2 separate regions of the Homo sapiens genome follow, and region 1 is linked to region 2. The links are chromatin contacts, found by Hi-C or POLR2A ChIA-PET in ENCODE. All regions are on one chromosome and are shown on one strand. Each heading gives the region's core, a stretch centred on a gene start or an enhancer-like site at or near the end of the contact. The rest is flanking DNA. Distances are from core to core; before and after follow the strand shown.

What was found. Hi-C counts contacts between places; a loop is a spot of excess contacts on that map. ChIA-PET counts read pairs that join two places held with the same protein, here RNA polymerase II (POLR2A). Pooled maps may share reads with other maps.
Region 1: a loop to region 2 is called in a map of HepG2, with 4 times the contacts of the local background. The contact joins two enhancer-like sites. A Hi-C loop is called at or near these places in 8 of 168 maps with a recorded cell type or tissue (CD14-positive monocyte, CD4-positive, alpha-beta T cell, CD8-positive, alpha-beta T cell and 5 more) and 17 of 50 pooled maps. POLR2A ChIA-PET finds 5 or more read pairs at or near these places in 2 of 52 experiments (OCI-LY7 and activated naive CD4-positive, alpha-beta T cell).

The regions. Positions count from the first base shown.
Region 1 is chr11:120,065,829-120,070,635 of GRCh38, reverse strand. No RefSeq gene overlaps it. Among named protein-coding and RNA genes, the nearest start is that of TRIM29, 70 kb to the left of the region's middle. Within about 2 kb of position 2,580, at least 3 of the 41 ENCODE cell types and tissues checked have a DNase peak (open chromatin) inside an H3K27ac peak, as active enhancers do.
Region 2 is chr11:119,665,323-119,669,646 of GRCh38, reverse strand. The region is part of intron 5 of NECTIN1 (nectin cell adhesion molecule 1); the gene reads left to right. Among named protein-coding and RNA genes, the nearest start is that of NECTIN1-AS1, 42 kb to the left of the region's middle. RefSeq lists an enhancer at 3,976-4,324. Within about 2 kb of position 3,071, at least 2 of the 41 ENCODE cell types and tissues checked have a DNase peak (open chromatin) inside an H3K27ac peak, as active enhancers do.

The DNA of each region.
Region 1 (4,807 bases), core at 1,331-3,830, 400 kb before region 2:
ATGTCAATTCTGTCGTTCTGTGGGACCACTTTGAATTTTTTATTTTATTTTTATTTTTATTTTTGAGACACAGTCTCACTCCAACACCCAGCTTGAAGTGCAATGGCGCAATTTTGGCTCACTGCAACCTCTGCCTCCTGGGGTCAAGCAATTCTCCTGCCTCAGCCTCCTGAGTAGCTGGGATTACAGGCATGCACCACCATGCCTGGCTAATTTTTGTATTTCTAGTAGAGATGGGGTTTCACCATGTTGGCCAGGCTGGTCTTGAACTCCTGACCTTAAGTGATCCACCTGCCTCAGCCTCCCAAAGTGCTGGGATTACAGGGGTGAGTCACCACACCCGGCCTAGAATTTTTATTTCTGCTTGAAATATAAAATAATAAAACAAAGTGGAAACCACAGAGTATAATATTTTTGTTTGGTAGTTGCAAGTTTCAGTTCATACATAAAATATTTTGCTTAATATTTGGCTTAGTTTAAATATCTTTAAAATAGTATCTTTATTATTTCTTTATATTATCTCTATAATATCTTTAAAATCATGTTTTTAAAATTAAAATGTATTATTCTTTTAAAGGTTTTAATTGTTAATCATTTTAAAGCTAAAAAATGAAGCCAAAAAAAGACAAAATATAACATCATTGGCACAATTTAGTATTTGCCTAAATTGTGCCATTTGCAAATGTTTGAGTTTTATTAAAATTCACTTATTAATTACTAGACAATTATTTACCTAAAGTATTTTTTTAATCTTTTATTGGAATGATTATATATATGAGGTTCAATAAAAGAACACTTCCACTGTTTGTGTTTCATTTCTGGCCATTATTAATATTTGTTTCATTCCATGGTTATTACTGAAAATAATTTTGTTGAATAGAGGAAAGGGTTTTATAAAAAAATCCACTCTGAGTGTGGAATGTGCTAGAATGCCAGTGACTATGCCAGTGGGAGGTGACTCCTGCTTCTGGTGTCCTGGCTCTAAGTACAAGGACCCAGTAAGCACAGACTCTGCTCTGATGGGTGGGAGGGCGTGGAGGAAGCTTTCTCCTGGGTTGAGCCTTGCCATGAAGTGGGATGGCTGTGGTGAACACATTCCCTGGGTGGAAACTGCACTAAGACTCTGTAGTTAAGATACAGTTTCAACTGCAGTAATGCTATAATAAACTCCAAAACAACAGTGGCTTTTACAAACTAGAAATGTACGTCTCTCTCCTATAACAGGATTGGTGCAGCTGCTCCCTGGTACAGGAACCCAGGTCCCTTCTACCTTATTGCTCTGGCATCCTGGGATTTGGCCTTATTCAGTGGTTTAAGGTGCCTTACCACCAGGTCTGCATTCCGGCCAGTGGGAAGGGTGAAGGGGAAGAGGAGGGCATGCCCCTTTCCATAGCCCTGATTTGTAACTTGTATACATTTTGCTCACATCCCATGTGGCATCCCTTTGGCACAACTTAGTCATATGGCCCCATCTAACTGCAAGAGAGGCTAGGAAGGTGTTTTCTTTATTTTGGGCTGCTATGTGTCCAGCTAAAAATACTATTGCCACAGAGGAGAGAAAAATGAATATTTGGGAACAACCAGAGATTTCTTCCACAGAAGTGTGACTTCCCTCGTTTCTGCAACTAAACTTGTTGGTCCAGCAGTGGCCCCAGAAGGCACTGACATCATATCCACCTGGTGACATCCATCCAGAGGGAAACTGCTCCAACGGTTAGAAAAGCCTGCCTGGGGGCCAGGTAAAGGATGAAGGAGATGAGAAATTTGTGCAACATCCTTTTTTTTTTTTTTTTTTTTTGCCTGGCTGGCCCCCAAAATGGTATTTGTTTTTCTCTTTTTAAGCAACTTGGTGTTTGTACATTCAATTCAGCACACTCATGTGGATGAATTAAGGGGGATGGGAATAAACCAGTGTCTCCCAAGTTCGCCATAAGACTCACCCTGGGTGTTTGTTAAGTGCACATCTTGGAGTCCATCCTGGGCATTCTGATTCAATGGTCTGAAACGGGACCCTGGAGTCTGCAGGTTTAACAAATTGCCCATGTGATTTTTAATCAGGCAAATTTATGAACCCCTGTGCTGTTTCCCCAGCGTATCCAGAGCCTGCCAGAACATGGAGATTAATTGCAAGGATATTCACGATAACATCTAGATCAGGAGCTACGGCACGGGGAGGCCCTCATGAGGCTCGGGCTGGGAGACTGGGTGAGGCGGGGAGGTCAGGATCCAGTGGAGCTCTCAGGGCATGGCTTTCTGAGGTCTTACAGCAGCCAGAGTTTGTGGCTCTTCCTTCCAGACTCTGCCACCAGCCGGACTCATCTGCTGTCAGGGAGTCTCCGTTCACTTCTCTTACTCCCACCAGCTGCTTTATTATTTCCTGTTTCCATTGAGAGAGAGCCTGATTGGCTCAAATAACTGCAGTTGAGTGAATTGCCTCCTGCACTGAGTCATTTATCAGGCCTCTGGTCAGCCTATGAGTTGGCTGCCCATGGCTCAGGTGCCCACCCCCTGTCCAGCCAGTCATAGGGTTCTAAACAGGAGTTTAGAATCCTGCCTCGGTGAATAAGACCATGCCTGGTCCCACCCTGAGAGACAGCATGATGAAGCATGGGAACATGGTACAGCCATGGAGGCACTGGTGGGGTTGGGTCTCAGGCGCCCACGGCTGTGATGCTGCACTCTGCCAAGTGGCCTCTCCCTGTGCTCCAGCAGGGCCTCACCATGCAGCCTCCTCTGCCTTCCAAGCACATCAGCGAGGTAGGGGATCCACACAGCAGATGCGGAAGAGTTAATCCAATAGAAGAGATTGTTATTCACAGGTCCTTCTACTGCACTTAGGAAGTGTGCATTATTGAGTCTCCTTAGCTGCTGAGGAGGAGATCTGAGGATCAATGGAGAGGAAAGTGAGCATGAGGGATTTTCTTGCCAGCTGCCCATCTTGTCACCCCAGGGGAGCTGCTTCCTCCCTCTGACAGGCAGTGGGGAAGCCAGGCCATAAGCCAGGGCCTGCCTGGGCTCTGGTCCTGCCCTCCAAGCACCTTGTGCCTCCTCTGAGGTTGGCAACAAGTGGCAGCCCCCTCCTGTCAGCAGGCGAGAGGGGCGATCTGTCCTTCCCAGCCCATTAACACAGCACACACAGAGCGAGGTTAATGGACTCAAGATGGAGCTGGCAGGAGAGGGAGAGCCCTATGGGAGCACGCAGCCCACCTTCTGTCTCTTAGCCCACTCTCTCCTCTTGCCAGCTCTGGGCACATTCACACAGTGGTCATCTAGGCACCTCAGCCTCAAAGACACACAGGAGGTGGGGCAGGGGGCAGAGGGGCAGAGAAGCAAGGGGATCATTGGTCTCCAGCACTCTCACCCACAGGTCCCTGAGGGATGGCAGCTGTCAGCTCGGTTAAGGGAGTCATTAGGACAGAAAATCAGCTTTTATGCCCACTCAGGGTTGTGTGATTGAATTGTGGGTGCAGACAGAGACAGACTGCAAATCTCTGTGGCGCTGGAGCCTCCGTGTTTGCTAGACGAGGCCCCAAAAAGGCGAGAGAGAAGAGAGGCATCCACATGGTGTGGGCGTTGTTCCCATCAGCCTAGCTCCTTGGAACCATCATTTACTCCGAAGTGGAAAGAAACAGCTCCAAGAGATGCAGATGGGTCTGAGGTCTGCCAGCATATCAGACGCAGATTAAATTCGAGGTAGGAGGTGAGAAAGTCCCCCATTTTCAGGGAGGATATGAGGTCAGCGGGTGCAAATTTCACACATGAAAATGACACATTTCATAACCCGAGTTCTGGGTGGATTTTCATACCCATTGATTTGAAAAACAGTCAAAGCTGCTCAGATTGCTTTCTTCTTATGAGGTAAGGGGGACACCCTCCCAGCACTCCCACCTTACTGTGACTTGTTGGGCAGTGGCAGTGGTGCACTGCTCAAAGTTCTGCAGGTCGAGGCCTCAGATGTGAGAATCTCCCACACTGACCTTCCTCTTCCTCACCAAGAACATTCTCCTACAGTGGGGTGTGCACAGAGTGTGTGTGCACACACGCAACACACCAAGAACAATTCAACTGTCTCACACACACTCAGGTTCACTTCCGACATGCAGGACAAGTTGTTTCAGAAACAATTCAGGTTGGATACTGGGAAGGACTTCCCAAACAGTTATGAGACAAGGGCAGCTGTTACTGGGGGAGCTACAGGATCCTTTGCCCTGAAAAGATTTATAAATAAGATTGCCAGAAACATCGTCTAAGATAAGTACCCCTAATAGCTCACCTTTCCAAAGGACTTGGCAAGGCATTTTCACACCCCTCCTCATCTGTTTCTGGCAGGCAGTCACGTTTCACTACACTCATTTTCACAGAGGAAGAAAATAGGCTCAGTCATCCAGTGAATTGACCAAGGTCACATAGCACCAACTGAGGAGCTGGGCCCACAGCTGAGGTCTCTGGACTCCTATTCTGGTGCTCTGTGCACCTGATACTGCATCTGGCATTGGGGGTGGAGAGCTGCCCTGGATGCCTCTGGAAGGTCCTGCCCAGCAGAGAGAGGATGAGAAACCTGTCTCAGGGCTGCCCCATCCTCTTCGTGTCCTTGTTCTTAGTCCAGGGTCCTTTCACCAAAACAAATTAAATCCAGGCCCGAGCTGTGTGTCTGGAGCCACCACTGGCCTTCTGAAATTCTTCTTGGTGTGGGGCTGAGTGGATAAAGGAGGACCCTGCAGGGCTGCTGGCATCATCAGGCAGGAGTGGCACTTCGTCTGCTTCTTCCCAGTTATTGCAAGTTCTTCCCAGGTTCCCTTCCATTTCC
Region 2 (4,324 bases), core at 1,822-4,321:
AGGCTCTAGGGAGAGTCATTGGAGGGCTCTGAGCAGATATGTTACACTTCAACAGGATTTGTCTGGCTGCTGTGTGGAAAACAGTCCACAGAGGGAAAGGATGGAATCAGGGGAGCAGTTAGGCAGCTATTGCAATCAATAATCCAGATGAAAGATGAGAGTATCTTGGATCAGGGTGGTAGTGATGGAGACGGTGAGAAGAGATCAGGTTCAAGGTGCATTTTTTTTTTTTTTTTGAGACGGAGTCTTGCACTGTTGCCCAGGCTGGAGTGCAATGGCACAAACTTGGCTCACTGCAACCTCCACCTCCCAGCTCAAGCAATTCTCCTGCCTCAGCCTCCCAAGTAGCTGGGATTACAGGCACCCATCACTACACCTGGCTAATTTTTGTATTTTTAGTAGAGACGAGGTTTCACCATGTTGGTCAGGCTGGTCTTGAACTCCTGACCTTAGGTGATCCGTCCGCCTCGGCCTCCCAAAGTGCTGGGATTACAGGCATGAGCCACTGTGCCCAGCCTGCATTTTCAATTATAACTTACAAACTAGTTGGGACACCAGTCATTCCTGTGAAACAGATAAGACCGTACACTCTACCATACTGCAATGATGTGGCTTGAGAGGTCCAGAAAATTCAACCTAGTTGAGGAAGATGTAGGAGAGCTTTATTTTTTATTGGGTCTCTGCTGTTGAAGAAAGCACAAATGTAACAATAGTGAGCTTATAGACTACTGCAACACACTGAAATGAGTCAATCCCAAATGATCATGAGGCTGCCACTTCCTCAAACCCTGTCCTCATTCCTGCAGAAGAGAAGAACTTTAGCCATTTGAAAACTGGCAGAAGGACCAGAGCCAGCCATGGTAACTTCTAATTTGCATTTATTTGCAATTTATACAGGCTTTACCATGCTATGTCAGTATGTGATTAATGGAATGACCTTAGCAATTGTCACAACCAGAATGAGAGGTGCAGACCATTAGTACATAAAAATTCGAAAGAGAAAAAGATCACGGTAAACTGGAGAAGAGAAGGCTCCTGAAGAAGGGGCTGGAGAAGTGCAATCGGTGGGGAGGGAGGATGAGGAAAGGCACTCCTGGCGGGGCAAACTGCATGTGTAAAGGCTTGCAGTAAGGAATCAACTTGGATAACAAGGACAGCAAGGAAGGTGAGTTGACCAAACCCAAGATACGGTTGCATGATGGAAGCTTTGAAGGCCAGACTGCACAGCCCAACAGGCAGTTGGGGAGCCATTGCTGGTCTTTGAGAAAGCGAGTGGTTGTGTCTACAGAGTGAAGATTAACCTGGTGACTGCGGGTGGGGTGATTCAAGGCAGGCAGAGGCAAAAGGAAAGTGGGAGATTTAGGAATCGACCACAGCAGTAAAACCTGGCATAAGTTCCATGGTGGTGACAGTGGCGACAGGAAGTTGTATCGAATGGAGAGGGTTTAGAAGGAAGATGGCAAACCAGGTTGGTACAGATGGGTTTTGAAGTGGTGGTGAGAATTCCAAATGAGGGTGTGCTAGAGGTCAGTTTTTCTAATGTGTCCACCTAGATATCAGTTATGTGAGACTGTCTTGGAGGCAGGAGGTATGGGGTTCATGTTCCAGTATGTTGGGAAACATGGCATTTGACGTGTCCCTCTAGTAGTTCACAGTGTGCACGAGAAGGTAACAGGCTCTGATGCTTTTGTCTAAGCCAACATCTCGACCCCCCTATTTTTGCTGACCCTTTGAGCCAATGGTTTGAGATTCCATGGGCCACAGTTTGGGAGATGCTGTGGAGATACAGTCCCAGAGTTGGGCGAGAACTATGTACCCTAAATAATTTGGACAGCCAGCAGGATAAGGGTGACTCCAGAAGTTGATACTAGTCTGTCACTAGGAAAGAAAGCAGAGGGTCAAGGCTGAGGGTCCCAGGACAAAGCGTCCAGCGAGACAGCTGGAACAGAGAAAAGGAGCAACACAGCTGGAGATAGCACTCAGAGAGGAAAGCCGAGAACCACGGAATCTTGTATGGGAAGGCAAGGGACATGTTTCAGAAAAATGGCAGCTCCCTCCATCTGGATGCTTCCTTATCCTCCTGGCCTCTCCAAGTCCGGCCTCCTCCAAGAAGCCTTCTCTAATGCCAAGACACACCACCCCGTTCCCCTGCACCCTGCACTTCCCTGCCTGTTCCCTTAACATCTGCATGTGCTGTCTCTGAGTGTCCTTTGCTTCCCTGGGGAGGCTGTGAGTTTCTCATATCCCGTGACTAGCAGGATAGATGCTCAGTATGTTTGCTGATGGGAGGGATGGATGAAGAGAGGAAGGCAGGTGTAGACAGGAGAGATCATTCAGATCTGGGTGAGAACCGAGGAGGGGGGCAGGCAGGCTGAGTACAGAGGAGGCTAGGTTCTTCCCAGCTGCCTCTGGGGAACCCCTGGTGGAGGCTGCTCCCATCTCGTGGGGAGCAGTTGCGGGGCCCTTTTGAGGGCGGTAAACAGATGGGACCTGGTGAGCCGGGAGATGCTTGAGGTTCCAGGGAGGCTGCTGCGGAGACAGGCGGTCAGGACAAAGATCCCATGGATATGTACTGGGCAGCTGCTGGCTGACCTGCACCGAGGATGGTGGTGGCAGGTGGGGAGCGGGGTCCTCCATGGCAGTGCTCCTCTGCCAGTGCCCACGTGTATAGGAGCCCCTGGGGGGTCCTGGCTCAGCCGCGTGACCTTGGATGAGTGAGTGGCCTCCCCTTCCTTGGGCCCTGTGTTTTCGTCAGCCCTTCCCGCCCAAATTCCTGGAAGGCCTTTCCTCTTTCCTAGAATCTCCACCCTGCTGCAGCCTGCCGAGTGGGATAGCACCCCACACACGCCCCAGGAGGAGGGAGTGGGCTCAGGGAGGAGCATGATTCCCATGGAGTGAGAGATACTGAATCAGAGAGTGAGCTGGCAGCAGTATACAGGCAAACAGTATACGGGCAAACTGGCCCTTTACGTGGGCCTGGAGCAAGGAGGGCCTGAGCGGCTGAGGTCAGCCTTCTGGGCTTGCCCTAGACCCGCAGCCTAGTGGCTCTGACCGAGGCCAGCTGTGGTCTCTGGTGCCACCCTGTGGTGGTGCCAGGAACCATTTCCCTTAGCCTCACCTTAGGGCCTCTTTGGCCCGTGGCATGGCCCTGGTTTCAGCCACCTTCCCAGGCCCTGTAAGGCAAGGGAAGGGGCAGTGTTGGCCAAAGAACAGTACTGTGGCCCGGCCCCACTGGCACAGAAAGCCACCCACCCAGCCTTCTCTCCTGTCCCACCTGCTTCCTTTCTCTTCTTTTCACCTTTCCTGCCTCCTCATTTTGGCTGTGTCCACGGGGCATACAGATTTGCACACTCATGTTCATCATGTCGGCACAGGCATGCAGGCCCTCCCAGCATGTGCTCTCTGGGTGGCAGGCTTGCTATGACGGCAAGCGTGTATGCCTGTGCATGTGCCCACTTGTGTGTACTCGACATTGCCACGCACGCACACACGCACATGCTTTCACCCCCATTTCTGCCGTCCTTGCCCTGTGCTTGTGCCCTGCCATGCTGGTGTCTTACACTTATAACCCAGGCTGGCAGCACTGCCAGGCCCCCACCTTGCCCTGCAGGCCCAGACCACAGCCAAGAACCACAGCCCTAGTTTCTGGCACCTTGGCAGCTGATTGGCACTCACGGGGCATCTCCTGAGCCAGTGCCTGGGAACCTGTTTTCCCTGTGCCCTGCAGGCAGACAAAATCAGGTGCAGAACACCTAGGTGGCTCCTGGTTCTGGGTCTTGGAAGCCAAGTTGATAGTGTTGGGGCAGAGTGACTGCCAGGTGTCTGGCAGAGGGGTATCAGTGACATTTGCACACGTTCTATGTGCAGGAGAAGCAACGATGCATCATTGCTGGGTGGCCTCAGGCAAGTTCTTTAACCTCTGCAAGCCTCAGCTCCTCAGATATCCAATGAGAATGAATGGCATACCTCCTCAGGGTTGTGGCTGTGAATGGCATGGAGTGGGCAGTGTGCTGCAGCTGGAACTGGCACACGTGTCTCACTGCACCATGAATAGGGATTGAGCTGGGCCAGCACCACACCAAGGACAGTGGGGATGGAAGACCCTGGTGCTGTGGGTACTGCCCTCTGCCTCTCCTCTTGCCTGTCTCTCACTCCAGCTACCAACGCTGCGGCATGTTAGGGCTCCAGGATGGGTGGAGTGCTGCGGGGCCTCGAACTGGAGCTGCTCAAACCTGGGGTGCAGACAGCCTGTCCTTCCTGGCCTCTCCTTTCCCTGCCTCCCTCCCACCCCCTCTACACCCCAGGAGCACACGCTGATGCTGTC